Regions from separate parts of the Homo sapiens genome. Here regions 2, 3 and 4 are each linked to region 1. The links are chromatin loops, found by intact Hi-C in ENCODE. Cell type or tissue: dorsolateral prefrontal cortex. All regions are shown on one strand. Links, peaks and the distances in the headings refer to the core of each region. The heading gives the core; the rest is flanking DNA. Region 1 overlaps KCNIP4 (potassium voltage-gated channel interacting protein 4). Region 2 has its middle 170 kb from the start of ADGRA3. Region 3 overlaps ADGRA3 (adhesion G protein-coupled receptor A3). Region 4 holds the start of KCNIP4 (potassium voltage-gated channel interacting protein 4).

What was found. Hi-C counts contacts between places; a loop is a spot of excess contacts. Peaks named below come from ENCODE experiments on the same cell type or tissue, not always from the same donor. Only the 100,000 strongest peaks of a DNase experiment are listed, where the experiment ranks them.
Region 2: a loop joins it to region 1, with 7 times the contacts of the local background. A loop is called at or near these places in 78 of 110 quality-filtered maps.
Region 3: it touches region 1 in a loop (11-fold over the local background); 87 of 110 quality-filtered maps call a loop at or near these places.
Region 4: it touches region 1 in a loop (5-fold over the local background); 5 of 110 quality-filtered maps call a loop at or near these places.

Annotation. Positions count from the first base shown.
Region 1 is chr4:21,785,206-21,793,326 of GRCh38, forward strand. All of the region lies in intron 1 of KCNIP4 (potassium voltage-gated channel interacting protein 4), which reads right to left. Among named protein-coding and RNA genes, the nearest start is that of KCNIP4-IT1, 64 kb to the right of the region's middle. In dorsolateral prefrontal cortex, for the core only: CTCF peaks have their summits at 4,224 (motif pointing right), 4,423, 5,408 (motif pointing right) and 5,613; a DNase peak (open chromatin) is centred at 4,246; H3K27ac peaks cover 1,309 bases.
Region 2 is chr4:22,686,915-22,695,035 of GRCh38, forward strand. It overlaps the pseudogene GBA3. Among named protein-coding and RNA genes, the nearest start is that of ADGRA3, 170 kb to the left of the region's middle. In dorsolateral prefrontal cortex, for the core only: CTCF peaks have their summits at 3,999 (motif pointing left) and 4,199; no DNase peak of the experiment used is centred there.
Region 3 is chr4:22,385,174-22,393,294 of GRCh38, forward strand. ADGRA3 (adhesion G protein-coupled receptor A3) reads right to left here. Exons shown (of 19, transcript NM_145290.4): 17 at 7,372-7,517; 18 at 3,915-4,010; 19 at 2,203-3,774. The coding sequence ends at 2,532. Among named protein-coding and RNA genes, the nearest start is that of MIR12115, 130 kb to the right of the region's middle. RefSeq lists an enhancer at 120-1,319. In dorsolateral prefrontal cortex, for the core only: a CTCF peak has its summit at 4,260 (motif pointing left); a DNase peak (open chromatin) is centred at 4,278.
Region 4 is chr4:21,946,004-21,954,124 of GRCh38, forward strand. It overlaps KCNIP4 (potassium voltage-gated channel interacting protein 4), which reads right to left and starts at 2,769. Exons shown (of 9, transcript NM_025221.6): 1 at 2,568-2,769. The coding sequence starts at 2,628. RefSeq lists enhancers at 2,716-3,216, 3,217-3,717. In dorsolateral prefrontal cortex, for the core only: no CTCF peak of the experiment used is centred there; DNase peaks (open chromatin) are centred at 2,578, 3,098 and 3,208; H3K4me3 peaks cover 2,859 bases; H3K27ac peaks cover 2,564 bases; H3K27me3 peaks cover 1,632 bases.

The DNA of each region.
Region 1 (8,121 bases), core at 1,531-6,530:
ATTTAAAGTATCCAATTCAATCCATGTTAGTATATTTAAAGGTTTGTGCAGCTATCACAATTAATTTTAGAACATTTATATCACTTCGAAAAAAAAAAAACTTGGCTGGCCACAGTGGTTCACACCTGTAATCCCAGCACTTTGTGAGGCCAAGGGAGGCTGATCACTTGAGGTCAGGAGTTTGAGACCAGCCTGGTCAACATGGTGAAACCCTGCCTCTACTAAAAATACAAAAAATTAGCCAGGTGTGGTGGCGCATGTCTGTAATCCCAGTTACTTGGAAGGCTGAGGCAGGAGAATCACTTGAACCCAGGAGGCAGAGGTTGCAGTGAGCCGAGATTGCACCCCTGCACTCCAGCCTGGGTCAAAGAGTGAGATTCCATCTCAATAAATAAATAAATAAATAAATAAAATAAAAAAATAACCATGAGCTATTATCCCCAATCCTCCCTTTACCCAGCCCTAAGTATTCGCTAACCTATTCAGTTTCTATGAATTTGCCTCTCTATATTGAATCATACAAAATGTCACCTTTTGTGTCTAGTTTCTTTCACTTAGCACACATTTCATAACAGCACTTCATTCTATTTGTTGCAAACAATATTTCATTGTACGGATATGTCACATTTTATTTATCCATTCGTCAGTTGATGGACATTTGAATTGTTCCCACTTTTTGACTATTACAAATAATGCCACCATGACCATTCATGTACAGGTTTTGGTGTGGGCATATATTTTCACCTCTCTTTTTATTTGAGGGGCAGTCTCACTCTGTCGCCAGGCTGGAATGAGTGCAGTGGCACTATCTTGGCTCACTGCAACCTCCGCCTCTCGATTTCAAGCGATTCCCCTGCCTCAGCCACCCGTGTAGCTGGGACTACAGGCGTGCGCCACCACACCCAGCTAATTTTTGTATTTTCAGTAGAGATGGGGTTTCACCATATTGGCCAGGATGGTCTCGATCTGTTGACCTTGTGATCTGCCTGCCTTGGCCTCCCAAAGTGCTGGGATTACAGGCCTGAGCCACCATGCCCGGCCTCGCTTCTCTTAAATATATACCTAGAATTGAAATCTCTGGGTCATATGGTAACTACATGTTTAACCTTTTGAGATACTTGTCCAAGTGCTCTCCAAAGTGGCTGCATTTTACATTCCCACCAGCAGTGTAGGAAGATTCTTATCTCTCTCCATTTTTGCCAACACCTGTTATAATCTGATCAGTCATTTTATTATTGCCATACTGGCAAGTACTCCCAGAGAGTTTGGTTCAATTGGTGTAGCTGTTGTACCCAGGCTGTATGTTTATTTATTTATATGTTATTTGTCTACATTGAGTGATTTTAAACCAGCATAGAGAGTCACTCTTTTTTTTTTTTTGAGATGGAGTCTTGCTCTGTCTTCCAGGCTGGAGTGCAGTGGCCTGATCTCCTCTCATTGCAAGCTCCGCCTCCCGGGTTCATGCCATTCTCCTGCCTCAGCCTCCCGAGTAGCTGGGACTACAGGCACCCGCCACCATGCCCGGCTAATTTTTGTATTTTTAGTAGAGACGGGGTTTCATCGTGTTAGCCAGGATGGTCTCCATCTCCTGACCTCATGATCCGCCCGCCTCGGCCTCCCAAAGTGTGGGATTACATGCCTGAGCCACCGTGCCCCGCCGAGAGTAACTCTTTTAGCCTCTATCAGAAAGTACCTCATATGATCGAGAATAAAGGTTATGTCTCTAGCCTAAGAACTTGGAAACCATTTCTGCCAGGTGAAGGTAAACCAAATAAGCCAGTGATAAAACGAGATAAATATGTGTATAGACAGTTTGAGCATCCCTAATCTGAAAATCTAAAATCCAAAATGCTCCAAGATTTAAACCTTTTTGAACACCCGACATAACACCATGAGTGGAAAATTCCACACATAAGTACCTAATACAAACTTTGTTTCATGCACAAAATTATTTGAAAATGTTTAAATTTACCTTCAGGCTATGTGTACATGGTGCATATAAAACACGAATAAATTTCGTGTTTAGGCTTCGATTCCATTCCCAAGATTCTCATGATGCATATGCAATTATTCTCAAGTTTAAAAATCTGAAATCTGAAACACTTTTGGTCCCAAGCATTTCAGTTAGTTCTTCTTACTGGACTATAATCTACTGCATTCATTCCAGTTTGTCAAACTCCAGCTGAAACACCTCCTCCTCAATGAAGCCTGGTCTCTCCAACTAGGGTTAGATGCTCTCTCATTTATGCCCACACAGCAAAACTCAGTACACTCCAGATATTATACTAAATGCTCTTTGTCATTTATTTCTCACAACAACCCCATGAAGAAGTTATTATTATCCTAATTTTACATATAAGAAGCTGAAGTTCTAAACAATTAATTTACACATAGTCCTTGCACATGGCAGAGCCAAGATTTGTTCCTAGGGCTATTTGACTCCAAAGTCACTGATCTTCTCACTGATTTGCTTGCCTTCCCATTATAACGTTTCACACACAGCTGAAACCATATTGGGCAGATCTTGTATTTTAAAAACTAAATTTTTTTAAAAATCTGCATTTTTGCCTCCATCATTAATTGTTCCTTTTTTCTCTATGTGCTTATTCATTCAACATTAGACATTGATTCTCTGCTACACACTGGCATATAATTGTATATCGGTTCTTCCAGAGCTGACATTCTAGTGGGGGAAGCATATACCAATCAAATGTGCCATGGGAAAATTCCTTCAGATTATTTGTCTCTTGCTCCAGGTAGGAGCAAATGAATAAAAAGAAAAAAAAAAAGAGAGATGGCTTTGAAGGCAGGCCGCTTGATACATTTCCCAAAAGAAAATTAAACTCAAGTCCCAGAAGCCAACAGCAGGCCTTGTCAATTAAATTTCAACCAGAAGACATTCACTCTTTTGCAAGTAAACCACACTGGACATTTCAAAATTTGGGAGGTAAAGAAGAAGAAGTAGCCATATTATTTTCCACAGAGCAATTTCATATAAACTCAAGAGCAATGCTATTAGAGATTATTAAGCAATGGACAATATAAACAAGGAGTTGAGATTTTTATGGGAAATGAAAAATGAAAAAAAAAATTCTGGGATTAAAGACTTCCTTACTTGAAGGATATATTAACACATAGCTAAATGACAAAGTAAATGGTGCACAAGTTTCAGCATATTCATCAAAGATTCATAAACAAATGTTCTAATCAATTACTTTAACTTCTATGCTATGAATTATGAGGAATGCAAAGAAATCTCACCCCCAGCCTCTAACCTCATCTACAGCCTGGCTTGCAAGATGGAACAAGATGCATGCATTCTACAAACATTTACTCTGCCTCAGGCAGGTCACCAGGCATCTCAGATCCAAAGGGTAGCGGGCTAAGGCAGCTTCCACCCTCAAGAAATTTACAGTTGATGTGGAGAAAAATCCCTACAAATACTGATGTTTTAGTTCTTTAATGCAGAATAACTATAAAAATAGTTACCATTCCTTGAGCCCGACCTACATGAGCCCCTGACATATTCACAACAACCCATTAAGTAGATATGCTTATGTCATTGTCATTGTAAAAATAGTCTAGCTGGCCGGTTGTGGTGGCTCATAACTGTAATCCCACCACTTTGGGAGGCTGAGGTGGGCGGATCACGAGGTCAGGAGATCAAGACCATCCTGGACAACAAGGTGAAACCTCGTCTCTACTAAAAATACAACAATTAGCCAGGCGTGGCGGCGCGCGTCTGTAGTCTCAACTACTTGGGAGGCTGAGGCAGAAGGATTGCTTGAACCCGGGAGGCAGAGGCTGCAATGAGCTGAGATTGTGCCACTGCACTCCAGCCTGGGCAACAGAGCGAGATTCTGTCAAAAAAAAAAAAAAAAAAAAAGTCTAGCTGAGGTTCAAGGGAGGATATGTGTTTTGCCTCAAGCCACACAGCTGGTGCAGGTATTACAACTCACACTCAACAAATTCCAAAGTTCAAGGTTTCTTCTACCCGCCCTGGGTTTCATGCCACCTCCCACAGAGGATTTTAAGAAATCTTAGTTGTATAAATTTTCATTTACTTTGGGAATGATTGTGTCTTTCAAAGTTTAATTTAAAATGTAAGTAAATTTCAGGTGCAGCATTTCATCTCAGCTGACAATTTATCTCTAATAGAAGAGAGCTACTTCAAATTAGACAATGGAAACCTCTTTTGCTTTAGTCTGCAAAACCACCACTAGATGGCGGTACCTACACAGTTATTCTAAGGCCAGTAGGGAACATGGTCTCTTTTTCAGTAAGCAGTTGGCTTCACAAAAAGTAAGTACTTCTTTTAAAAATCTAAATTTCTGTATTATTATTAGATACAGCAACTGGGTCACAGAGGGGTGGAGGTTTAAGACTACGTAACATCTTTGCTACATCTGTGTGAAGAACAGGATGTGTCTTTCCTAGTTAGCTCATCGTCAAGACATTCAAAGTTTCTTATATCGTTTCCTAAAACAGCATAAACAAAAGATTTAATTTCTGTGTAGATTATTGTTTTTGTGCCAATAAAAGACAAGATATTTGTGCTTGCTCTTACAAAGAAGAAATCAAGGGAGGCAGAACCTTATGTTATTCCTTCTAGTTAAATAAACATGATGTCTAAGGCAACCCACCCAAGTTGGGCCTTCCAAACTATTACTTAAGAAAATGAACATCAGATTCAGTTTGCGTTTGTTTTAAAGGAAATTGATTTGAATAGGAACCCAGAACTGAAGTCCGGTTTCTTCCCATTTTCCATCTTCATATACATTTGACAGTAGGAAAAGCATGGAAATATTATTTTGGTTATGAAACTGCCATGAAAAGCTGCCTCAGCATGTCATTTAACGGAAAGAGCTCCAGGCAAAGCCATTATGTGGATGGGCAAATGAGAGGAGGCTGGGAAGAAACCACATACTGCTTGCGTGAGTATTAAGTTTAAGCCATGGAAAGAGAGAATGAGAGGCTAGAAGAAATAAAAATGATACAAACTAAGCACTGTGCTCTCATTTTCATAGGAAATAGCATCAGCCATTCAACAATCATTCCCTGATAAGTGTGTTCAATCCTTAAAACAATTTCGAAATTACTTACGATTAAAAACATATTTCATCAATGCTGGAAATCTAAGCAACCACTTTAATACGATACTCTACACACACTCATTGTATCTTGTGTTTAGAGTATGTTACAGAGTACACTCAAATTTCACATACACCAGAATAGGAGAGGAATTTCGGAGGCTTTAGAGGTGGGATTTACCTTTCCAAAACCTCACATTATGACAACTTATGTTCCACTTCTCAACTTTAAATTTTTTAAAAAATTAATTCCCAGGACAAGTTTTGTATTATATTTCTATTTGAATATGAAATAGAAAACACATTAAGAAAAAAAAAGAGAACTTTCAACCAGAAGAGGGCGCTATCCTCAAACTTAAAATTTCCACACTGTACTCATAAAGTACCTTTGCAATTCTGAAAGATGCTTCAGCATAATCCAGCTTAATCATTGCCTTATAATCTTAGAAAGAACCCTAACCATATCCTTGAAGGGTGGAATGACCGATTTGCACAATATTCTCATTTTCAATACTCAAAGTAGCCATTATAATTCCAAGTTAATGACAACAGAAGCTGAAAAGGTATCATTCTGTAGCATCACAATCTTCATAATTTGTAACTTTTAAAAATGCTTAACTCTTGCATTCATTCAACTGAAATGTGTGGCTCCTTTATTTGCCTGCGCACTCCACAAAAAAAAAAAAAAAAAAAAAAAAAAGTTATATCTTGGAATACATCATTTTACAAAGACTGCTATTTTTCTTGGTATCTTAGTTTAAGGGGCAATAACAGACTACTCTAGGCTGGGCAGTTTATTATCAACAGAAATGTATTCCTCACAGATCTGGAAGCTGGAAGTCTGAGGACAAATTGCCAGCATGTTTGGGTTCTGGTGAAGGCTCTCTTTGGGGCTGCAGCTGCTGACTTCTCATTGTATACTCACAAGGCTGGAGAATGGGGCAAGCGAGCTCTGAGTTATTTTGTGTGTGTGAGGGCATTAATCTCATTCATGAGGGCTTCATCCTTATATCTGAGTCACCTCCCAAAGGCTCCACCTCCTGATACCATCAGGAGGTATTAGAGGTTAGGATTTCAACACAGGAATTGCGGGGCAGAAGGTAGAGGGGACATTCATTCTATAGCATTTGAGTAACTGGAAAATAAAGCAGACAAGTGAGAATTTGAAGAAGAAAAGGAGGAAGAATGGGAAGGGTGCTGCTTTTAGAAATTCCTGTTCACTGCAGAAAACAAGACAAAAACAAGAATTTATGTGGGCAGAGAAGATAAACACAACCGCGGGACTCACTCTGGTGAGTAAGATGTCTGTGTCCACACTCATCCTAACTGGAGGAAAGTTGACTGCTTTTTCCTACTTTTATGGCTTTGAGTAGGTTCCTTAACATACTTAGTATTTCCATTCCTCAGCTGTAGAAAGCAAACAATAATAAGAACTACCTCTCATGCCTGTAATCCCAGCACTTTGGGAGGCCGAGGTGGGCGGATCACCTGAGGTCAGGAGTTTGAGACCAGCCTGGCCAACATGGTGAAACCCCTTCTCTACTAAAAATACAAAAATTAGCCAGGTGTGGTAGTGCATGTCTGTAATCCCAGCTACTCGGGAGGCTGAGGCAGGAGAATCACTTGAACTCGGGAGGCGGAGGTTGCAGTGAGCCGAGATTGCACCGCTGTACTCCAGCCTGGTGACAGAATGAGACTCCGTCTCAAAAAAAAAAAAAAAAAAAAAAAAAAAAACCTACCTCATAGGCACTCTTCATCCCTACACTCTCTCTGTTTTTTTGAGACACTGCTTTCTGATTTTCGTGGTGGGAAGGGTTGGCTTGCTTAGTTGCTTATTTATCTCTCTTGTTTCTCTCTCTCAATAGACCCTAAGTTTCACAAGCACATAAACCGTATCTGTCTTATCCCCCTCCATTCCCAGTGTCTAGAATGTGGCAGGCCCACAACAAATTCTAGCTGAAGGAATCAGCAAGGAGATGTTATGGAGCTCTACCAAAATACTAACCCAGAACTTGAGACATGGTCAGTCATGAGAATTTCCACTACACTCTGCTTCTGTGATGTTAATTTTTATATTAACATATAAAATAATGGCATATATAGATTTTGAAGTGTGTGCTAATGGCATAAAATTGCCCTCATAAATAAATGAAGTCAAAACTTACTGATTTAAAGAAAACTATTAAGTAAATAATGGAACAGATGCTGTGTGTAAATGTCAATACGTGTGAAAGTGGTCATGGATAACAGAAGTTTGCAAAACTCACTAGATGGAGAATAAGCATAACAGAAGCCTGGCACCAAGAGTGAGGGTGGAGGTCGGAGGAAGTTTAAGGACTTGGTTTCACAGCTGGGCATTTTGGAGATGGCTGAGGCCAGCAGACAGAAAAGCCCAGACTTCCCACATTGAGACTGCACAGGGCTGCAGACATAGATTTGTATTCCCAGGTTTAACCACCTCTCTAACTTTATGGAGGAGAATCTCTGATTGTGAAGGGTTATGACTTACCAAACTACCCACTGGATGTCTTCCTGTAATGTTGAGAAGCATCCATAGTTTCCTATTTCTTTGTAAATACCAAACCTAGAAAACTACACATGACAGTCAAGGGCACTATTCTAAATATTCTAAATGCTCAGAGTATGTGAGAGAAATTTGGAAAGAATCCTCTGGCTCAGAGTCAACAGATGAGAGAAGGAAAGCTACTGCCTTAGGTGTTTGGGGGCAGAAATTTTCCATTCCTGAGAAGCAAACTGAGGTAAGGATAGTCAACATTCATGGGCAGTCCCAGTTTTTGTTGTACCTTTAAAAAAACCAAAGCCTAAAATGAGTTTCTGAGAAAAGAAATCTATCCATATATCAATGGAAATTTGTATACCCAGCAAATATAAGATAGTATCAGTTCTTCAGGAGGAATTATCATGAAACCTGTGCACATTGACACGTTCTGGACAAGTAGTTATTCTTTTTTGAGATGGAGTCTCGCTCTGTCACCCAGGCTGAAATGCAATAGCACCATCTCGGCTCACT
Region 2 (8,121 bases), core at 1,372-6,371, 900 kb after region 1:
CACATCTACACACATCTACATCTGCATAATACCACATGCATGGCTAGATGTAACACATGCACATATCAATGTGTCACACATATTTACACATATATGCACACTCACATGTTTACTGTATTTGAAATTTTTGGTTGCAAGTAACAGGAAACAAACTCAAAGACACCTAAACCATAAAAGGAATCCATAATTTCACAAAGGTTATTTCATTCCCTCTTTCCTCTATATGCCAAGGTTGATCCTCTATGTTTGTGAAATGGCTGCTAAAAACTTCCGTATTGAGGTGTAGCAGGAAGAGTATGTCTTTCTGGATAGCTTCTTTGGAAAAGTGAGGAAGCTTTTTTCTTAGAAATCTTAACAGACCTTCTCTCATTTTTTATTGTTGGAATTGGGTTTCAAGCCCATCACTAATTTAATCCCTGTAACCAATGAGATGAAATATGAATATGGCCTTAAATGAATCCCTGGAGCTGACAAGTTATTACGTGGGGCCCAGGGTCAGATTTTCCAGAAACATTTAGGCTGCATAGGGTAAAAGGCAGATACCCAATGGAAAATCAAATTCTGTTACCAAAAGGTAGGTCGTCCAAGTCCTGGGTGGCTCATGTTAGTAAATGTTCCTACCCCTGGCTCCTGCACACGTACACACACACAACACGGCTGTCAGAATTTCCACAACCAAAGACGCCCTTTATTACTGAATTACTTTCTACACCTCATGTTTTGACAGATTCTGTCTACTAAGAAACTGAGAGCAATATGGTAACTAATTCATTTTTGCATTTTCATGCCTGAGAAGCTGGTATTACCACAATGAGTTTATGTAATTCCAGTCAATATTAAAGCAATACAATTGATGTTTAGGTAGCCTGGGAGACCTTATAGGAAGTAAATGTACAGTAGTAATTAGAATTATTGAAATCTTAAAAATAGCAGATTACTTGCAGGAGTCGGCGGCCTTTTTGAGAAGCAATTTTGTAAAATTTGCCTTCTGAGGTCAAAATTTGGCTAGACCTTTCTTGGTAAATGCAGGAAATCATGATGAATAATCCATTGCACCAACCACTGCAAGTAGATGTACCCTTTGCACCTGCCCCTTCTTCACGTTCCCTTCCACTTCCTTTCTTCTCCAATGACATAGTATCACTGAAGAGGCTCTCCTCTGGAAGAAAACACTTTGAAGTCATTTAACTATGTTAAAAAAAAAAAAAAAAAGCTCAAGGAAGCAGTTTGTTTTCAGAGAGTGTATTTATCAGCAACTCTCCACTCTCAGTAGTTTAGAAAAATAAAAGTTTATTTCTTATTTACACTGTAGTTTAAAGTGGATTGTTCACAGGCTGTTATGTGGCTCTGCTCCATGCTGTGATACAGAGAACCAGGCTCCTTCCGTCTGAGAATTCCTAGGGTCTTAGAGTCTTCCAGTGGAGCCTGTATATCCAGCCAGTGGATGAAAGAAGAATGATGATACATGGCTGAAACATGAATGATTATGCAGGCAGATTGTAGTGTCCCAGCCTGGCAGTGGTACACATTACTTCTGCCTACATTCCACTGGCCAGGACACATAGTAATGTGGTCACAACCATTTGCAAAGTTGCTGAAAAATGTAGTCAAAAAGTGTGGCAAGATGGAAGGGGAAACAAGGGCGGCTAGAACACACAGGCATCTTTGCTACAGATAGACTAACGTTCATTTAGAATCTTTTTCTCCTACACAGGTATGCAGGAGCATTTTGAATGCCAGAGTTTTTGAATCTCAGCAATTCAAGTTGGGAGGGTCAAGATCATGACTAATAGGGCTGAATTCTTACTAAAGAACAGCTTGTTTTACAGTTAACAAATAAAGTTTTGTGCAAGATTTTTTTTTTCCTTTTTACCTAGAGGTCCCTGAATTTACAGTTTCTTCATGATATGGTTTGGCTCTGTGTTCCTACCCAAATCTCATGTTGAATTATGATCTTCAGTGTTGGAGGAGGGGCCTGGTGGAAGTTGATTAAATCATGGGGGTGGATTTCTGCCTTGCTGTTCTCATGATAGTGAGTGAGTTCTCATGAGATCTGGTTGTTTAAAAGTGTGTAGTCTCACGCCTGTAATCCCAGCATTTTGAGAGGCTGAGGCGGGCGGATCATGAGTTCAAGAGTTCCAGACCAGCCCGACCAACATGGTGAAACCCCGTCTCTACTAAAAATACAAAAATTAGTTGGGTGTGGTGATGCATGCCTGTAATCCCAGCTACTCAGACGGTTGAGGCAGGAGAATCACTTGAACCTGGGAGGCGGAGGTTGCAGTGAGCCGGCATTGCGCCACTGCACTCCAGCCTGGGTGACAGAGCGAGACTCCGTCTCAAGGAAAAAAAAAAGTGTGTAGTCCCCCTTCACTTGCACTCTCCTCCTGTCACATGAAGACATGCTTACTTCCCCTTCATCCTTCTGCCATGACTGAGGCCTCCCAGCCCTGCTTCCTGTATAGCCTGTGGAACTGTGAGTCAATCTAACGCCTTTCCTTCATAAATTACCTAGTCTCAGGTAGTTCTTTACAGCAGTGTGAGGACTGATTAATATACTTAGCAGTCCCAGGACTTCTAGAAAGAGCACACCTGTAGACAAAACTATAATGCAAGTAACTTATGTTTGCTTGGGGAGTAGACAGAGGTTGGTGACACTCGTGAATAAAAAGGTTTGTTGTGCTGTTCTGAGGCAGTACCTTCAGAAGGTGGCAGGACGTCAGAGGAACTACTGTGGCTGTGATGAGCGGCAGTTGAACATAGAACCTCAGAGCTTCACCCCTGGAGAAGGCTTGAGTCCCTAGAATCAGTGGACTTGAAGAGACCATAGTAGACCTGGAGAGTGGGCATCTTGGCATTAACTGGTACAGACCAACACTGGGAGGTAGGGGAATAGAAACACAGGTATTACAAAGAATTTTGGTTTTCATAAGACCCAAATTTTCTTGTATGGCCCTAAAATGAAGCAGAGGGGGCCCAAATACAGTAATGACAAATTAAATTACCAGCCAATCTTCCTGGATGGGACCATGAAGTCAGACTACTTTTTGTATACAGAAAAATCTAAAATACAATAATTCTTTCTTACCTGAGATGATGGCTGCAAATTCATGCCTTAGAGCCATTTGGGCCCTAGTGCAGGGCAGATGAGTGAAATGAGTTCTCAGAAACGTGAGAAAGATACAGAGGGGTGCTGGGTTGCAATGGAAGGTCTTAGGGGAGGGGTGGAAAGTGAGTTCAAGGAGGGCTACAGTTACGAAAATGTGTTCTGTGGACTCCTAGAGGTCCTCAAGACCCACTTGGGTGTACACCAGGTCAAAACTTTTTATAATGATGCTACGATATGATTTGCCTTTTCCACTCTTGTCTGTATTCTTCTGTGAGTGTACAGTGGAGTTTTCTAGAGACAACAAATTGAATAAGACGCAGATAGGAACATTAGCTGTCTTCTATTAAACCAGGCATGCAAAGAGATTTGTAAAAATCTTAAACAGTGACACTCTTCTCACTAAATATTTTTGTTTGTTTGTTTGGGGTTATATGGTTATTTTTCATAAAATAAGTAACTTCTGTTAACATGCTCTTCATTGCTGTTTGAAGTCAACGATAAATGTTTTTTTAAAATCTCAGTTTTAATTTCTAATACAGCAAATATATTTAATATAAAATATAACCCACATGAAAGAAAAAAAGTTCTTTAGGAACCACAATTATTTTTAAGAGTGTAAAGAGATCCTGACACCAAAAAGCTTGAGAATGTTGGATTAGAACAACAACCCAATCAATGTTGAGAGAAATTAATTCTGCCACTTGTGGACTAATAACTTCAGAGTATGTGAAGCACTGAGAAGATAGATTGTTTCTTCTGGAGAAGTATCTTTAGAAGAGCAGTAGTAATTAGCCAGGGGCGACTGGTGTAGACAGCCATTAGTGAAATAACTGAATTTTAATACCACTTTATACTGCAACTTGCAAACCTAAAAAAATTGCAATACTGCCATCTAGCGTTCTATCGTGAAAACATTTCGATATTTATTTTTTCTCTCAATTTACAATTGCTTCAGAACTGAATGACAACATAAGCCAAATTTAATAGTTTGCCATGCATTTGTTAGGTTATTTCACCAAACATGTACCTTTAAATATCTTCAGTGTCTTTTCCAATTTCTTTCTGTATATAATCTCTTCTTAGAGTTAGGATAACTGGAGAAGGTAGGATTTCAACCTACTTATACCTTGTTTCAAACTTTATGTTCCTGTCATTACACAATGTAGAATGATTTAATGGCAATGTAGAGAAACCGAGTAAGTAACTTTCCTCACTTCGGTTATACATACCTCCTCTCTTTCCATAGTCTTTTTTTTTTTTTTTTTTTTTTTTTGAGATGGAGTCTCATTCTGTTGCCCAGGGTGGAATGCAATGGTGCAATCTCAGCTCACTGAAACCTCTGCCTCCTGGGTTCAAGCGATTCTCCTGCCTCAGCCTCCCGAGTAGCTGGGATTACAGGCGCCTGCCACCATGCCCGGCTAATTTTTGTATTTTTAGTAGATACAGGGTTTCACCACATTGGCCAGGCTGGTCTCGAACGCCTGGCCTCAAGTGATCCGCCCGCCTTGGCCTCCCAATCCATAGTCATTTTTTTTTAAATAAACTTTTTATTTTGGATCAATTTTAGATTTACACAGAAGCTTCAAAGATAGTACAGGGAGTTCCCATGGCCCCTCATCCAGTTTCCCCTACTGTTAACATGTACATTTCTGTGGAAACCCATACCCACTGGGTTCCTGGCACAATGGACAGAAGTTCCACACCAATGAACATGACTGAAATTTCAGAAACAGAAACTTGGGGGTCAGAGAGGGTGGGCTGGGGAAATAAAAAAGTTTACATATAAAAGAACAGGACTTGTATTCTCATCAAACTTGTCAGTAGCCACACCAGAAGCTAGAAAATCAGGAACCAATGCCTTCAAAATTCTGAGTGAAAATTATTTTCATCATAAAATCCTGTACAAAACTGCATATTAAGAGCAATGTTAGACTAAAGACAATTCCAGAGCAACTACAGAGTTTTGAAATATTTATGTCCCATGCCCCCTTTATCAGACAGTTATTTGAGGATGTGCTTCTCTAAAGCGGGAAAAGAAACAGAAAGACCAGGGGAGAGGTGAAGGAGCCTCTCTGAATGATGTGAAGGAGATCGTGGGTCAAAGCTCTGTGGTGTCCTAAAAAATAAACAGTGCAGAATGGAGCAGGAAGACAGAGTTGTTTGAACAACTCAGAGATGTATTCTTCTGTCAGAGTGTTTGGGGATGAATTAGTAATAGGTGTAAAGAAGATGAAATAAACATAAAGATCAGGCAGTGGATTAACCCTAGAGAAAATTAAAAGTTGCATGGAAGCATGGTATGTATACTATATGGCTCAGCTTTGAGCCATACAGACTCATAGAAATATAAATATTGAATTCATTTAAATGAAAAGGTAATTTTATCATGTTGGCCAGATGGGAGAAGGTGGAAGAGAAGGAGGGAGGAGGAACAGAGAGAGAGAGTGCTAGATCCTCTGCCCTATACCCAGAAGTCAATAATTATCTAAAATTGAAAAAAATAAGCAGCAACACCCTATTATTTACACAATATGGGATTAAATATCAGAAGAAATGGTTAAAAGTGGTTACCTCTACAGAGTACGGATCAGGAATTGGGATGAATGAACTAAGGGAAAATTCTAGTAGGATGATAATGACTTTTTAAAACAATGTTCATGTTACTTTAAAAGGCAAAACATCAGGTAAATGGGTGCCCTGCCAAATCAGGGACTTAGCACCCAGGGTTATCAACTCTGTTAAGAATCAGGGAGTGCTGGGGGAAGAAAGTATAAATGATGGCCTTGTACAAAGTATCTTGGATTCTTATCAAGGCTGTGGCAGTCAAGTGTCCTTTGCCCCTGCTTCCTTGTTGTTTGCATAAATATTTGTATTCTGAGGCTTCATTCTAGGGTGAGAGCTCATTTTCTGTTTGCACAATTGCCTGGCTCCTCTGGCCAAAGGGTGCTCTGCTTCTGGCAGCTGAAGATCCCAGTAGACAGCTTCTTAAACCATGGCTTTCCCTGCAGGATTTGGATGGGCGGCAGCCACTGCAGCTTATCAAGTAGAAGGTAGGGGACACTCTCTCCCCTTCACTGGGGTGGGAGTGCTTTATTTCTGGTGTGTCCTGTGTACCTGAGGAAGATGGTGGGGTAAGGAGGCAAAAAGAAAAGCAAAGAATTGAACAGACCACAATGTTATCAATGAATTTGTTTCCCTTTTCAAACATGTCAGGGGTGGGGGCTCACATTCTCTTGTCTCTTTAGGCACAAGGAAGGGTGGAGGGATGAAGAGGTGAAAACCAAGCTGTGGCTGGATTTTCAGTCAGTCCAAACTCAGCTGAGACATCAGTTTACATTGGACCAGCTGCTTTTATAATTGATTTTTAGAATCCATTTGCCCCAACTCCTCTACAAAGGAGAATCATTTTTTTCTATTGGCTGGAAGAATATTGGGTCGATTTTTTCAAAGAGCCCTTCATTAATTGGGAAAAGTTCCCTGTTCTATTCTTAGTGAGCGCCAAGCCAAGCCTAATCTTGTATGCCACCATATTTCCTGGGGCAGCTGAGAAGTAAATAGAAGCAAATGGTAAAGAGCACCCAGAGTGCCTGTGGAGCCCAAGTTCTGATCCTCATCCTACCACACACAAGTGTGTGAATTCTTTGTCCTCCTTGAGTCTCAGTTTCTTCATCTGTGAAATAGGAAGATGAGCTTTACTTTTCTAAAACACGTATGTCCCCCCTTCCCCTCCACAAAGGGAGTTAGAGATTGTTAATAGCTACCATGGAGAAAATATTTATTTGGTCAAATAAGTATATGAAACCCTGGATTAAACAAAGCAAAGTGAGTTATTGTGGTAGCTTCCTAGGATTGCCATAATAAAATATCATAAACTGTGGGGCTTAAACAACATAAATTTATCCTCTTACGGTTCTAGAAGCCAGAATTGGCCACTGGAGGATGTAATTAGCCAAGTTAAGATGAGATCATACTGGAGTAGGGCAGATATGCAATCCAATATGACCGGTGTCCTAAAAAGAAGGAAATTTGGACACTGAGAAATTTGGAAATTTGAAAGAAGAAAAATTGGACAAAGAGACAAGGAGAACACCGTGTGTGAGAGAGAGATTGGAATGTTACAGTAAGCTAAGGAGCAATAGTCGCCACTAAAAATTAGAAAGAGGCAAGAGGGATTTTACCTAGAGACTTGGGGGTCCATGAGCCTGCTGACACCTTGATTTTGGAACTCCAGCCTCTAGAACTGTGAGAGAATACATTTCTGTTGTTCAAGGCTTTCATTTTGTGGCACTTTGTTACAGCACCCCTAGAAAACTTATACACCGAGAAAAACAAGTCAATCAATCAATGAAATAATGACTGCTATGGTAAGTGCTATGGTGATAATAGGATGTTGTGGGAAAGGGTCACGTGAAAACCAGTTCTTCAGGATGGGTCATCAAGGAGGATCTTTGTGAACTAGCATCATTCCGTCTAAACTTAAGGTATGAGGAGGAGACTGCCATTTGAATATGGGGAGATCTTTCTAGACAAAGAAACAGGACAAGTTGATCCTGGTACAACCCATGCTGCCTGTGATTCCTAGCTTCAATTGCTATTTCCCCATCCTCTAGAATGGGAAGGAGGAATCTTTACTACACAGTTGTGATAACTGCCATGTAGAAGACATCTCCCACTGGGGGATTATGTATATTATTGCACATATATGATCTGTGATACAAGGCTCTTTTAAAGGAACGTCTGACAGTGTCCTGGTTGGCTGAGATTCCATGCCACCTTTTTCGCTACATGGGATCTTCTTTCATCTTCTTCCAGATAATTTCCACTTTGTTGTAGAGGGTGACTGAATAGGCTGACCCTCTGGGAATAAAAACAAAAGCAATGATCTTTGTTAGTTTCCGTCTCAAAAGAGAGGTCGGAAAAATCCGAGAAAGCATGGTAGAGCACCAGAATGGTGTAAATAGAATCAGATTCTAGAAGCAACATAGCATTGGTGATTATTAAGATGAGCTTTG
Region 3 (8,121 bases), core at 1,270-6,269, 600 kb after region 1:
TTGGCTGGGCTCAATGGCTCGTATCTATAATCTCAACAGTTTGGGAAGCAAGGGTTGGAGGATCACTTGAGGCCAGGAGTTTGAGACCAGTCAGGGCAACACAGTGAGACCCATCTCTACAAAAATAAAAAGAAAAACAGCCGGGCTACTGGCTTGTTCTTGTAGTTCCAGCTACTCAGGAGGCTGAGGTGGGAGGATGGCTTGACCCCAAGAGCTCGAGGTTACAGTGAACTATGATCCCCACTGCACTTCAGCCTGGGCAACAGAGTGAGACCTCAACTCTAAAAACAAAACAAAACAAAACAAAACAACTGTCATGAAATAAAAGAATCATAACTGTTTCCTTAAGCAGAATATAACCAACTATACCTTATTATGAAACTAAAACTCAAAACAACTAAGATAAGAATAAAGTCTGATACAATTTTATAGATAATAAACACCGTAAAAGCAATGAAATGTGTTGCCAAGCACGGCGGCCTCAGCATTGGCAAACATGGTTCTAGCCGTGGGCATGGTATAACCTGCCAGCATGTCCAGCAAGCCAGAAATTCTTTGGATCTTAGTTGTCAAATTTTTTAAATTAGGAAAATGATCATGCTGATCTCTAAGAAAACTGAAACATCTGTTAGCAGTTTACAATTCTATGAAAAATAGAGAATCTCAGCTATAAATCATAAACGACAAAGGTGGGAGGAATACAATATATTACTCACTTCCTATATACAAATATCAAAACTCTAATTGAAATACTAAGGATGAGTAAGTGATCGCTCATCACTCTCCACGCTATGAGTAACAAAATCCCCTTGAACATTTTTAGCAGAATCTCCATCTTCTTCCAAGTGTTTGATTTCTTTTCCAGTCCTTCCCCACCGCCAGCACCTGTTCTGTTACCTAAAATAAGGCATGTTTAAATGAATAAATGCTTGCTGAATGGGCAACATCTTCCAGGAAGGAAAATTCCTCACTTCCTATGCAGAGGCAGGAAAAAGAAGAACAAGAAAGTTATCTCCCTAGGTACAGCTGACCAGCAGGTCAAACAGGTTAAACACCGAGCAAACAAAAAAATAGTGATAAATAAGAATTATTCACTCCATTTCTTATTAGCTTATCTTTGTCATTTCCAAACACCATCTTGTACATAATATATCAATTTACCAGGAGACCATAAACCAGGAAATATAGCCAAATCTATCCACTGGCTGCTTTATTTCCCCCACCATAAAATAACATCTCTAAAACTCAAACCTAAAAGGCTTAAGTAGAACTATCGGTTTTATTATTGTCAAGCAAAATAACATTTCTAATGCAGTAACCCAGTGAAAAGTGAACATTTACACTAGAATGGGTAATCTCAGGATGGCTCAGAGAATTGTTCTCTGTACATAAGCAGTTAATCTCTCAGAATTTGAAGTTTATTAAGCTAAACGGCTTGATTCTTTTTTGCATTTCTCGAATATGTACTTTTGAATCCAATCTGATTCAAACCTTTAGACTTCCGCTGAAAAGAGATCAAAGTTGTGTCAATTTTGCAGACATTGTCTTGCATACGAGAGAACTGAGAACCACAGTGAGACTCAGGACAGGAGATGGGTTAGACTGCAGTGTAGCAAAGACCAGTGAGCGAGAACTTTTGCAGTAGAGCTGTTTTTAGAATTCCGGAATGGGATTTAATCAGTACTTCAGCATGAATCTAAGGAACTTTATCTGTTTAAGTACAAAATAAAAGTCAACATAAGAGCCAATATTGAAGAATGTGAACCTTAAGTGGTAGCTCTTCATTTGCATTCAAGAATAACTTTCGTGCAGCAATCACCCCCACCTGGCCACACCAAAAAGAGTAAGAAACTTAAGACCGAATATAAAGCAATGAAAAGGCCACGACCATGTTGAAAATAGTATTAATAGGATCCAAGGAATAACGCAAAAGTAAGGCAACGTAGGAAGTTTTTTAGGCATTTCCATTTTCAAAAAACATCCTGAGAGATCCTTTTAAAACCTGGTAATATTTAAAACTAGACTTATAAAATACAGCAACCCAAAAATCACTTTGATTTATGTGCCAAAATCAATACACTTAACCATGCAATATATATATATAACTGACTTATGTGTAACTCTAATTAAAATACCCCAAACCACTAATTTCATTAAAATAGAACTAAATGCTTATATTGTAAAATATAAAAATAACAGATCGACACAATAACAAACACCTATTTATTATATTAAATACAAGCCTGAAATATTAAGTACAAATTACAGATTCCAAGAAATTACATTTCACATCCCAAAATGTCCTGTTGGTGCTTTGACAACTAAAACAATGTTTTAGAAAGATTTTGTTTCAGATCCTAAAAAATAGCAACAATTTGGGGATAAAAATAAGTAAAATCCAAAACTTCAAAGTTTATTCCAAATTCTTTTGAATCCCTATGGTGGCTGTAAACAGTTTTTAAATGCTCATAGCTTCAAGGAATGTGAGTATCACAGTTTATATGAATTTCTGCCTAGGAAGCCCAGCAATGTTACACAGTAGTTTCGTGTTTCCATAATCCAGTCCTAACATTGCCAGTGCTATCGGTACCGAGCAAGGGTCCCTCCTGCCCATTGCTTTTAATTGGTCCATTCTGAATGGCCAAGTTGAGGCCATAAGATTTTTGCTGATTTTCAAGTTCAACCACAGCTGGCTTCCTTAACGCATCTTTTTTACTAGTGGTTGAAACTGGCTTTTCAAAATTTCTGCTACTTTTGGGAAGTGTGCTACAAGCATCGCTGCTGTCTTGCTGGGGTGGGTTGTACTGTCTCTCTCTGTAGGCTAAATAAGCTCTTCGGCTCCTCGAGTGTCCTTCGTTATTGCCCAGCCGGCTTTTAGGTAAGCCGTTCTGCACGCTTCCTTCCACGCTCGTTGGGACATCGTAGGCATATTCTCTCAGGACTGTGAGTCGGCTTGCCCGGTGTCCTTTACTTCTGTTTTTATGGTGGCGGCTTGAGTGCACATTTGTTCGAAACTGAACTTCTAAAGGCGCCACGTGCATTTTAATATCATTGTCCATTGAATGTTCTGTCAGACTATTATCAAGCTGAGGGGTGGAGTTCAAAGGTAAAGAATTGGCATGGCACTGAGCTGCAGCCGCCTGCAAGTTTGTTAATTTGCAGCCCTGGGAGGAATTTTTGAAGCTTGAAGCACTTTTGTTTGTGCATGAAGACTCCGCACTGCTATTGGGGCATTTGGGTGCCTCTCCATTCGTCCCATTAGAGTTGGGGGGCTGGACGTTGACTTGCACTGAATACGAGCTCCGTCCTGGGCAGCAAGTCATGATCCACGCAAGTCTAACATCCTCCCTATTAACACAATGGTGGACCACGAAGAACGCACTGAAGCTTAAACTTGTGGCTCCAAAAACGAAGCTAAAAACCAAGTCCAAAGGGTAATACAAAGAAACAGCCAAAGCCCCAAACATCCACAGTGCAACATATAAGAGCAAAGTAAGGCTGGCCCCCAAGAGCTGAGAATGAAAAGTGTGCTCATTTTCCAAGGCTGATGTAGAAATCAGAGACAAAGACATTGAATCCTGATGATTTATTTCGCCATTTTCATTGGCTGCCAATCTCTGTTGCTCCTCCGTGGGCTCCTTAAGCTCATATTTGCGCTCAGGGTGTCTTTTCAACTGAATAAATATGCTCAGAAAGTACATGCAGTTTACAAAAGTGATGAAGCTGGCTGGCCCATAGAAGGCTCCCAAGGAGGGTTCCCATGCCATCCAGCAACTGGAAAAGAAAATGGTAAACCAGATCGATGCTACATGTTTCAACAAATTATCTACGAAATTGCAATCACCTGTAATGCCTAGAAAATACTTAAAAGAGAAACAACTGGGTCAAGTACACAGAGAATATAAAATACTCACTAGGGTGCGTTTGGCCGACTGCCGTAATTCTTAATGTTCGCTGCTGCAGTTATGCCGCAAACAATGATGGGGATACCACCACCAATCAGGTAAAATCTAGAAGGAGGAATCACAGGAAAAACCACTCATCATTCCATTTCTTAACATGTATCTCTCATAATGTCTCAGTACTTCAAAAGTCATTCCCTGAAGATTAATTATTATCTTTATTCCAATAATAAGCTGAGAGTTAAGTTGGGAGGCTGATTTATTAGCAGTAATGTGTTTTTATTTTGTTTTTTAGATTTCTTGTTTTAAAGCACAAGGTCTAGTAAGTTTCTGAGTAGAGGAAAGCTGATCGGCTTCTGCCACCTTGTGGACAGGCAAAGTAACACTCTGAGCCTGCTGGTAGGATTTCAGCTTACTTACTCTTACTTTTTTTTTTTTTTGTAGCAGGAACTGGCTTCTTTTAGATTCAGCCGGTGAACTGAAAAGTGCCTTAGTTCACACAAGAAATGTAATGACATATTAATTACTGACTAATGTTCAGCTCAACCTGCATGTCCCAGGACTGCCCACTGCTGTGTATCTCATCGCCAGTCCACTGAGATTAAGGTAAGGAAGGTATCTGGATCCCAGCAGCTTCACAGAGTGCAGAGGCCCTACCTGACCCCTTTTCCAAAGAGAGGTGGGGACAGCAAGGGAAATGATGGTGCAATAAAAACTGATTGAAACAGAGCAGTGACTGGTCCTACAAAGAAAAACTCTGTGCTCATCTCTGAGCTCCTTGATCTCTCTGAAAATAAATTTCCATTCTGGGTAAGTCAGAATCTTAATTTTGCGTTTGCTCCTTCCTGAGACATGGCCCCAAATCTTGCACTGGGTGGATAAAGGCAATATCTCTGATACATTTGTCCATATATTGTTTCTTCCTTGTACCTAGTTACTAAAATCCTTTAACATGATGTTAGTACTGCTGAAAACTAATTACCCTATAAAACTATAATTCTGCCTTCTATTCCACAGATTAGAGAGATGCCAATAATACGTGACCTTCCCCTTCTTCCTGCTGTACTAATTCACATCTGCTTCTTACCTGAAAAGAAAGTATTATTTCCAAAATTAATCTTGGGTCCTATCACCCTCTCTGTCTTCTTTCAACGCCCCCTACCCCCGTTCTTGTTATCAAATAACCCTATTTTGCATCTTTAAAATCTTCTCTATTGCTTATTTCTAGCATGCTTCTCTACTGCTTATATATATATATATATAAAATACATATTATATATATATAATACGTATTATATATATATAATACGTATTATATATATATATAAAATACGTATTATATATATATAATACGTATTATATATATATATAAAATACGTATTATATATATATTCAAGTTTCCCCATCTTCTAAAACTTTCCTTGAACTACCACTTCTTTTCTCTCTTCCTTCTGCCAACGCTGGTACCACCACTTTCTCGCCTTTATCACCTTATTGTCAGCTGTACCCACTCACCACCATGATGCTAAAAATGTCCTCTCTGGGGTCAGAAGAATCTCACTGGCAAATCTCGTGTCCCACCCTCCAGGTAGGCAGCAGTGTTGCTCAGGCTTCCATAAGCTCAAGGATATGGGGGAAGCAGGGCTAGAGGGCGGAGCTTGAGCTGTCTAATGCAAAGAGGATACTTGTGTGTCATTTGGGGACTGCAGAGAGTTTGAAGCACCAGCTGCCTTTTCCTTAACTCTTTATCTTTCTTCTCAGAACCTTATAGGAATGAACAGCTGCTTAAGGTTAAGATTCCCAAGTTTCTAAGCCAAACACCATCATCTCTCATTTCTCTTAATAGAAGTGAGGGAGGTGTCAAATCTCATCCTACAACATAACTCTGGGGCCACGGAGCACCCCTGCTGCTCCTTGTCAAACACAGAACCACTCTCCCACAAATCATCCATGTTCTCGGGTGTTCTCTTTCTGCAGCCAAAAATCCAGTGACTTTTTCCACGGCCCATCTATTAAACATTAATAAGGTCCAAGTATCGTTCTTTTCTTAACTAACTTCTCCCTGGGAGTTCCTATTCATTATCATGGCTTCAGTGACCACATAAGGAAATGTCTCCTGCTCCTCCTAGACAATCTCTAGCTTGTCCTCTCTGCTGAGCCCTGGACTTCTAAAAAATGTAAACATTCCACAAGAAAGTACTGAGGAGCCTGCCACCCCATTTCCCCTCTCCATGTCTCCCCCGCCCACCTGCCATTTCTGCTTTTCCTATCTTATTTCTCAGTTGATGGAAACACCCTCCGTCAAGGCACGCTAGCTAGCTAGAATAGACAACTTGCAGCCATCTTCAAATTTCTCTCCCTCACACAACTCTCTTAAATCCAGCTGGACATCAATCCTAGAGAAACTGCCTCAAGCCTCTCAAACTTGTGTCCTCTTCTGTGTTCTCCCTGACACTGTTCTGGTCTTCATGGGGGCTGCCCTAATAACCTCAGCAGAATTCCTTGTTCTTAGGAATTCTGATTTATACTCCATACTAGAGCCATAGCTATCCTTCTAAAATGACACCATGTCAGGCCACTCCCTTAGTTAAAAATCTTCAGTGGCTGCCCACATTTTAAATAGGACACACAAAGGCCTCAAAGCCAACTTTCATCCTGAATTCCTGCTACTTGACACCAAACATCTGAGGCTCCAGCCAAACTGCATTCCTCAAGGTTTCCTCAGCTCACTCTTCACTTCTACACTTTGTCATGATCACAGTAAAGTTCACGCCAGTGGTCCAGCATTTCCTAACAACCCCCCGCCCCCAAAATTAATGGCTTCTTTCTTTACATTTTCAAAGAACCTATCTCCACTATGCTTCTCACACAGCGCAGTCAGTGCTCATGCCTTTCTCCTCCTGCAGACTATAAACTCCCAAAGGGCAAGGGAGTCTTCTGTAAATCCCTGGCCCAGGGCCAGTGACATATCAGGCATTCAACAAGCTTGGTCATCACTGATAGATTTTATTCATCCAGCATGATAATCCATTTACCACTTTTCATATTATAATGGATAGGAAAAACACACAAGTCTTCTTGTCCTTTGCATAGAATAATTAAACTGATACATACTTGAGTATGACATAAGACCTCAAGGAAATAAAAACAGCTGACAGTTTCATAGAGCCGATTATATGGCCAATCCCCTCTTAAGTGCTTTGCCCATTTACTCATTTATTCCTCACAACTCGAGGATGGGAGAATCAGCCCCACTTTTGAGATGATCTTGGAAGGCTCAGAGAGGGTACAGAAGTTGTCTGAGGACTCGCAGCGGGAAGGATGCCTGAGCCATTTTCAAAACCAGGCAGTCCTGCATACAAGTCCGTTCTTTTACTTCCCAAAATTCACTCAGCAATTTTGTTATAATTTATGATTATGCTTCAATGAAAGCAAACAAAACAATTAATACAACAAAGATATGAGATACCTGAGCATTGGTCTTGGTGGAGGTGGTGGTTCATCAGGATCCTGGCATCTTTTAGCTTTTTTAGTGACTTGTTTGTAGATATTTCGAGCTGTCACTCCTACCCATAGTACTGTGGCAAGGGTGGAATAGTGAAGAATTATCCCAACCTACAAGGAAGATCAAAGAATAAATAAAAGAAAAAAAATGTTCCTACTAAGGCTTACCTCAAAATTGGTAAGTAACTCAGAAGTCTGATTTGAAAGCAGCAGGAAGGCCTATCCTAATAATCAACTCTGTTGCCTGCTAAGGCAACACTGTGTTCTAATAGACATGTGACAGGGAATCACAATCCTCAAATACACAAACCAACAATTGGCTCTAGGAAGCCCACAAACTACCATTTATACCAAAGACGACCCTTAATACAGGACAGAACTGGCTCCCAGACATTAAACCAAAAGTGTGTTTTTCATAGATGTGACATTATACATTAGAGTTCATTTTCTTTTTTTTTTTTTTTTGGGACAGAGCCTCGCTCTGTCACCCAGGATAGAGTGCTGCAGTGTGATCTCGGCTCACTGCAACCTCTGCCTCCTGGGTTCAAGTGATTCTCCTGCCTCAGCCTCCTGAGTAGCTGGGACTACAGGTACGCACCACCACGCCTGGCTAATTTTTGTATTTTTAGTAGAGAGAGGGTTTTGCCATGTTGGCCAGGCTGGTCTCCAACTCCTGACCTCAGGTGATCCATCCACCTCAGCCTCCAAAAGTGCT
Region 4 (8,121 bases), core at 1,186-6,185, 160 kb after region 1:
AGTTAGCATACTAGATGCGTTTACTTGTTGAGAAGAGAGTACGGAACGAACTTTTTAAACTAAATTATTATAAAGTTTCAGAATTGCAACTCGACTCTGTTCTGTCATTTCCAACATTTCCTCTCTACTTTCCATTCATGTAGTTTCATCCTTTGCCTTTCAGCAAACCATTTTTCACAGTGTTCTATCTCTAAGTCAGGTCATAAAATACATACACGTACGCACACAGACTCACACTTCTCTAATTCTTGATTTCTCTATCATCCACCTACATTTCTCTCAGTTAGATCTTCCAGTTAAATTTTGCTTAGATTCCAGCTAAATCATCTTATAAACCTCCATTCCAGAGATATATATTCAAGGAAAAACTGTATCATAGTACAAGATAGTTTGGGAGTTATATAAATAGCCTACTTATTGGAAAGAGAACAAGAGATCGGGACTATTATTTTAAAACAAAAATGGAAGACAGAGTTTAAGCCTTTAAAAATCATCCCTTCTCATCCCAGGATTAGTAAAGACCATCCTATATCTGATCACAAGTAAGCAAAGTACTTATGCATATGTTTGGTGAAAATAGTATTACATATTTGGGGATCATTCTCTAATATTAGCTTTGAAGCAATATCAACAAGAATAAAAAAGATAATCCAAACTATTTTTTTCTTTATTCTTCTCATCATATGACAACTAACTAAAAATTTGTGAATACAATTCAAGAAACAGGTGTCAAATCAATTCTCAGCCAGAAAACTCATCACTTTGGTCTCACCTTAGCCAAGGTATAAAACAACATATTTCTGTTCTCTAAATAAACAGTGAACACATGCTGATTCTGGAGATAGCAGTAAAAGGTTTGCTTTTTTAAATGTATAGTACTCCCCAGGTGTGACTTCATCTTCATTTCCCATTTATAGTGATTATGGCCACCCATGACCCTGTGCATAGTCTAGACATGCTGATTCAATCCCCATCCGGTTGATGGAAGAACAGGTACAGTCAAAGAGCTGTGGTCACTGAGGAGCCAAGCAATGCAAGCCATCCAGATCCTGAGACGACATTCCTGCCATCTGCTCCAGCCTTGAGTTCCCTGGGCTGCCGTGTGTGAATGTGTCTCTAATAGGACAGCGCTAGCCCTCTACCCTGTTTATTCTAAAGAACTGCAAAGACAGAGACCCTACGAACTCAACTCAACACCCCAAAACTACTCAGCCCTCTACATTAAACACGCCACTCAGGAAACATTTGATCTCTTAAAGATTGTAAGCATTTCTCACAAGAGATAATCTACTTATGCTTGGCTCGTAATGAGTGGGCATCTCCAGGCATAAGTGAAAACAGAACTAAACACAGTTACAAGTCAAATGTGGGGCTTTACAGGTGATGTTCATATTATTTTTTCCAGTCCAAAAGGATTAAGACTGTTCTCTTTAAAATTTCATATTCAAGTGAGACTAGTGTCCTCCCGGTTACGATGACCTTAACTATTGGAGTGAGGAAAAGAAAGGGAGGGTGTCCATTTCCATTTCTCATGGCCATAAATTCGAATGATTGACTCAAGTTGTTGAGGTGACTCCATTTCCCTGAGTACTAAAGAAGGCAGCAAGTGGAAACACCTCTTTGCTTGCAAGTTTACAGCCCTCGAGTCCAAGTTTTTCACCCTCTAAACCCAAACTATGCTATAGCCATATGTGACCCCTTAGCTTATGTAATCAGGGAGAGGTCCAGCCCTTTATCACTCTCATGTGCCCCAAAATCACTTCCATTCTCTTTCCGGCTCCTGTAAAATACTCTGTACACATCAAAACCACCTAATAACAAATCGATGCAACCCAAGACGCTTTGTGGAAGGGCATCGTCTCCTATTTCTCTATGGATCCCACCAAACAGCAAAACATTTCTCCCTGCTTTCGCAGAACGCACGTTTCTCTGAAAGCCAAGCTCCTAACACAGTGCCCGATACCTTAACAAGGCTGTACTGTATATAAATTATTTGCAAGTGTCACTGAGGACCATTTTCTCTGAACACACTAAACTGAAGCTAGCCATAAAACAAGCCATACGCTCCTGCTTTAGAATCTGACATGGGCAAGATGCCGCCAGTATATTACCAGGGGACAAAAATACAGTTGTAATGAAGAAACGTGTGGGGGCATGAAGGAAAAGTGGAAGGCGAGGATCAATACTATTTCAGCTCATTAATCCCCAGGTGTTAGGGGAAGGAAGCGTGCGGTCTGGAGTCATCTGGCAGATGCATAAACAACCTCGGAAATTTTCAGAGAAGGCAAAAGTACGCACAGGATCGCAGGGGACCCTGCCACCGGCGAGTTTCAAACACACTTCAAACATCTTTTCTTCCCCGACCTGGATCTTGCATGCACCCCCCTCTCCTTTGCACCCCATTCCTGCCGCTCCCACCTCCCCTTCCCAGTCCCGCCAGGTGACTGTGTCTCATGCAGCGAAGGCAACAAGCGTCCCCAGCCGAGGAAGGGAAGGGGCAGCCGTCTTGGCTCGCGAGGGAAGGAGGGCGGAAGCGGGCGCCCGCTCGCAAGCTTATTGCATCCTACCGCCTGTAGAGCTGGCCTCCTCCAGCTGAGCCGAAATGCTTTCCACCCTCCTCACATTCATGTCTAGGGACGCAGGGTGCAGAAGCGAGACTCGAGAGTCCACCGGCCAGGGGCGTCTGTCCACGGGTCTGCACGGGAGCGCACCGCCGCTCGGCCCGGGGGCGTCCGTGGCGCTGGGAGCGAGAGCTTCGGCGGCGGCTGCGGGCAGGGCGCGCGGAGCGGGCTGCAGGTGCGGGCGGAGGCCGGCGGGGGGCGCCGGGGGCGCTGCGCGGCCCTTGGCGGCGGGGGCGCGCGGGGTGGCGGGGGAGGCCGAGGCGCCGGCAGCTTCGCGCCGGCGGCTGGAAGCGGGCGGGCTGCACGGGCGGCTCGAGTGCGGGGACCCCAGCCCCTCGCCCTCGTGAGCGCCGCCCCTGCCACCTGCTGCCAAGTCACCGGACTGGGGATGCGGGGGGCGGGGTGCGGGGAGAGGAAAGCGCCGCGGGTGGCACGGTGCCTCTGGCGACAGAGTAGATGGACCCGAAAGAGACCCGAGGTGACTTCGGGCTGGGCAGGACACCCCCGGGAGTTGCCAGCGGCTCTCAGCGGGCGCCTCTAGGACCCCTTGTCACTGCGAGCAGCGCCTGCTCTGGGGAGGGGCTCGAAGGCGCCGCGCCTTCTCAACGCGCCGCTGCGTCCCCCAGGGGCTCCAACTTGGACAGCTAGACTGGAAATACTGCTGCACAAAGTTAGGCTGAGTTCGAAGGACACCAGAGAGGAAGCGCAAGGAGATGCCCTTCTCCGGAGCCGGGCAGAGCGCCAGAACTCCTAGACGGGAAACTTTCCCCCATTGAAGCTAGAACCGGTCATGCGACTCGGCTAAGTGTGGGGAAACACTGGCTCTAGACTCCAGGTGAACATCGCAGGGCCGAGGTGCAGAATACCACCTTGGAGAGAGGGGGTGGCATAGACTGGTGGCATTTTGGAGAAGCATCCATGTGGGGGGTTTCATTTGAGATCTCCCAGGCAGGTCAACCAGGAGGTATCGCTCACCACCCGCAAGGTCATTTGCCCTTCTAAAGCACAGTAAGGCCGGGAATAGTTGGGAAGGTAAAGAGAAACCAATAGACCACTTGTGGCCATGGTTACTGTTTGAGAAGTCAAAATTAAAATGCAGATTTCTGTGTCCCCAAGAGTCAAGTGCATGAAGCCTCTCTTTTCAGAAGAAAGGTCAAGTTGACCCGTTCTCCAGGCAAACTGAATTAAAATTCCCTCTCACTCTCAGCTGCAAGGTCAGTTGGCCATGACTTGGGTGGAAGCCATTTCTAAGTGTTTGTGAAACTATTTGCCTTCCCTATGGCTGCTGGATTATTTATACACACTGTCACCAAGTGAAATCTTCCCCCTTTCTCCAAGTAGGTCTCAATTGACACCTTATTGCCCTTCTCCCCACCCCCAAACGCACGAGCGATTTACTTAGTCCTTTGAGCCCTTGTAGCATGTATTTGTATATTTCTTGAGAGCCTTTTACTCTTTTAGTTCATTGTTAAGGAGACAGATGCTGACACCCCATTGTCTGGGTTCAAATCCTAGTTCCACTACTTCATAATCCTGTGGCCTGGTACAAATATCAGCTATAACTGGTACCTACATTATTGTTTTGTTGTGAGGATTTAAGAAAATCAATAGATGCAAAGGGCTTAGAGCCGTGACTGGCATGTAGCAATCACTGTATAAAGACAGGCAACCCTGATTCTTGAAGTTGAGAACAATGTTATATTGACAAAGCAATTAGAAAAGTTCCTTGCACATAGTTGGTCTTCACTAAACATTTGTTTTTTCATTATTCAGCAAACATCTAGTAACTACTGTGTACAAGACACAATTATAGGCACTGGGATACCACAGTGAATACAACAAAGACCCTCAGTTATTGGCTGACTATCTAGAAGGCAGAGAGACTGACAATAAATCAAGGAATCAGAAGTGATCTGCTAGGGAGATCACTTTTATATAGGGGGTCCATAAGGGCTTTATGAAAGAGGCAACATTTAATTGGAATCCTGATGAAAGCGAGGAGCTAGCCATGGGCATCTCAAGGGAAAAAGAACTTCCAAGCAGAGAGAAGAGCAAGAGCTAACATAAGAATAGCATGTTTGCAGGGCAGCCAGGAGGTTGACAGGGCTGAAGTACATTGAGAGAAGGAAAGGGTAACAGGAGAGAGAGTCAGAGAGGATGGGATCATGTGCAGTGTAAATGTTTATTGAATTTTGTCTGCATACTTTTACAGCCAATGCATTCTTCCCACTTGCCAGCTTCCTCATAACAAGTCTTCTCGCTGCCCATTCTATCAGATTCAATCATTCGATTCTGTCGCGTGCCACCTTCTCCCTCTTCTGCAGACTTCTCCTAGCAAACTTCCAACTTACTGACCAACTACTTCTTTCTCTTTTTCTGTAGCTAACACTCTTTCCAGAAACCACCCACAACTTTGAATCACTAATACTTGTCCAACTCCAAATTTTGTCTTCTATATGATGACTTCTAAAGCTACCTGAGCATGCTGGTTTGGATTCTGCAGCCTGGGTTGGAATTCCAGTTCCAACTGTGAACAAGCTGTATGTTTGAGGACTAATAACCTCCCTCAGTTTTCTCACTCTAAAATGAAGAAAATAATAGTGTCAGCCGGGCAAGGTGGCTCATGCCTGTAATCCCAGCACTTTGGGAGGCCGAGGTGAGCGGATCACCTGAGGTCAGGAGTTCGAGACCAGCCTGGCCAACATGGTGAAACCCCAACTCTACTAATAATACAAAAATTAGCCAGGTGTGGTGATGCATGCCTGTAATCCCAGCTACTCAAGAGGCTGAGGCAGGAGAATCACTTGAACCTGGGAGGCGGAGGTTGCAGTAAGCCGAGATCATGCCATTGCACTCCAGCCTGGGTAACAGAGCAAGACTCTGTCTCAAAAAAAAAAAGTAAAGAAAAGAATAGTGTCTACTTAACTATTGGGAAAGATTATATGAGGCAGCATATGTAAAGTGTTTAGGATGGCCCCTGGCACATAGAGTCAGTAAGAGCTGCCATCGTAATAGTTATCACCATTATCATCATCATATTTTGTCATGGTGAACTCAAAGAAGAAATGGCACCACTATATTCTACAACAGGTCTAAGCAACCTTCCCTCACAGTGTGGGAAGTAATACACAACCCCTTTCTCATCTCCAAAATATGCAGAACATTTTGTTGGACCAAACTATCTTTCAAATCTTATCCAAAGAATATCTGCCCATGGTGGCCCTACTAAACGTTTACCCCTTAACTAATTATAAAGAAGGCAACAAAATCGTGTAAAGTAGACACTGTGCTGAAGAAGTTTGTAATATATTAACATATAAATATTGTATTATATAATATAATCAATATATAATATTAATATATTAATATATTTCCAAAATATTTGTATGGGAGTTTAGCTACTACAAATCCCAAGTCCAGACCTTTTTACTCGGATTCTTAGTCATTGCCAAACATCACAGAATAATTATCTTTTTACTGCCACATTTACCGCCATTTTTGATATTTGGGACCGAAAGTCCAGGATTTCTCTGTCTTGCTTGTACCATCTCCTTATTGGCTCTTTAAGTACTTCAACTAGTTAAAGAGAAGAGCTTCATAGGCCACAGCATGCTGTGCCAGCTTCTTATTACTCCTCCGAGGCTGTAGCAACCCTAGCCCGTCTTCCCAACCTCAAGACACATGCACAAAGATTGCCACCTTCTCTGACTAACCCTAGATTACTTTCTGTATAGCACGGATGTGTATTTTTCCCTCAAGGAACCATATTCAAAATTGAGTGCAGAAATAGGAAACTCACCATGTGCCAGCCATGAATCTCAGACTTTATGAACATTATTTCATTTAATCTTTACAAAGCACTGGGAGATAAGCACTGTTATTATCTCTACTTAACTAGTGAAGAAATTAAGCCTCAGAGAAGGGAACTGGTTTGCCAGTTTTATAATAGTAATCAGTATATCTGGGCTTTGAACCCAACCGTCTGACTCAAGAGCCCCCATATTTAATTACTACAGTGTACTGTCACCCTGCACTAGAATTTCGATGCTCTAGACTCTGACATTTCCTAGTTCTGTGTCCTCCGGAAAGTCACTGATCATGTCTAAGCTTCAGTTCCTCTTCTGTAAAAAGGGGAATTTCTGCTTCACAAGGTCATTGTCAGGATCAAGTCAGGGAATGAAAGTGAAAGCTATATATAAACCATGGAATGTTGTAGAAGCATCCAGGATTACTTTTATTATTTCCTGATTTTTTATTGCTTATTACCTTTACTGCTTTGTCTTCTCTGAAAGCCCCTTACATTTTGGCACAATTCTCCCTGGCTCACCAGAACTCAGGCAGTAACAGTAAAACTTCTATTATTTCATAATTGCTGAGCACTTACACTATGCACCTATGCACTGTGTTAAAAACTCTATGTCATTGTATGAATTAATTCTAAGAAAAATCATCATATATACTTATTCTTACCCTGATTTTAAAATGAGACTGAGACTCAGAGAGGTTAAGTAGCCCAAGGACAGCCAGCTGTGAAGAGGTGCAGCTGCGATTTGAACTCACGTTCATCTGATTAAAACACTAGAGCTTTCAATTGCTTCTTGATTGTTCTTAAACTTTAACATGCATAAGAATCATCTAAACAGATTAAAAACTCCTCTGCTCCAGCCTGTGGATGGATTCACTGAGTTTGGTGGGGAGATCTTAGAATGTAATTTATTTTGTAATTAATAGACTTTTAGAGCACTTTTTGGTTTTTTTTAAACAAATTTATTAAAGTATAAATGACATACAATAAACCGCACATAAAGTGTACAATTTAATAAGATTTGACATACAGATACATTCAAGTAACTACAGCACAGTTAAGATAATGAACACATCCTCCACTCACTGAAATTTCATTGATCCCTTTTGTAATCCTTTCCTTTTGACTTTTTGGTTTTCAAAAGAAAAAATGAGCATACAGAGTTCCCATGTACCCTCTCTCCAGTAACCCCTCCTCGAGTTTTCCCTGTTGTTAACATCTGGTATTAGTGTGGTACATTTTTACAATTGAGCCAATGATACATTATTTTTAACTAAAGTCCATAGTTTAGATAGAAGGCCTAATCTTAGAGGAAGAGGTGGCCTTAGAGGAAGAGGAAAAAAAAAGAAATCACTCAGAAGAAAGGCCATGTGAGGACACAGCAGCCGTCTGCAAGCCAGGAAGAGAGCCCTCAGTGTAAATAGAACTCTACTGACACCTTGACCTTGGACTTCCAGCCTGCAGAACTGTGGGAAGGTAAACTTCTGTTGTTTAAACCGCACAGCCTGTAGTATTTTGTTGTGGTAGCCCGAGCGGACTAATACATACCCTAAGATCATACTTTGAGATATCACTACTCTACACTAGAGGCAAGAAAGTGTGGTCTGAAATCCACCAATATCTACATCACCTGTGAGTTTGTCAGGCATTCAGAATCTGGGGCCCTGCCTCAGACCTCCTTAATCACTATCATCA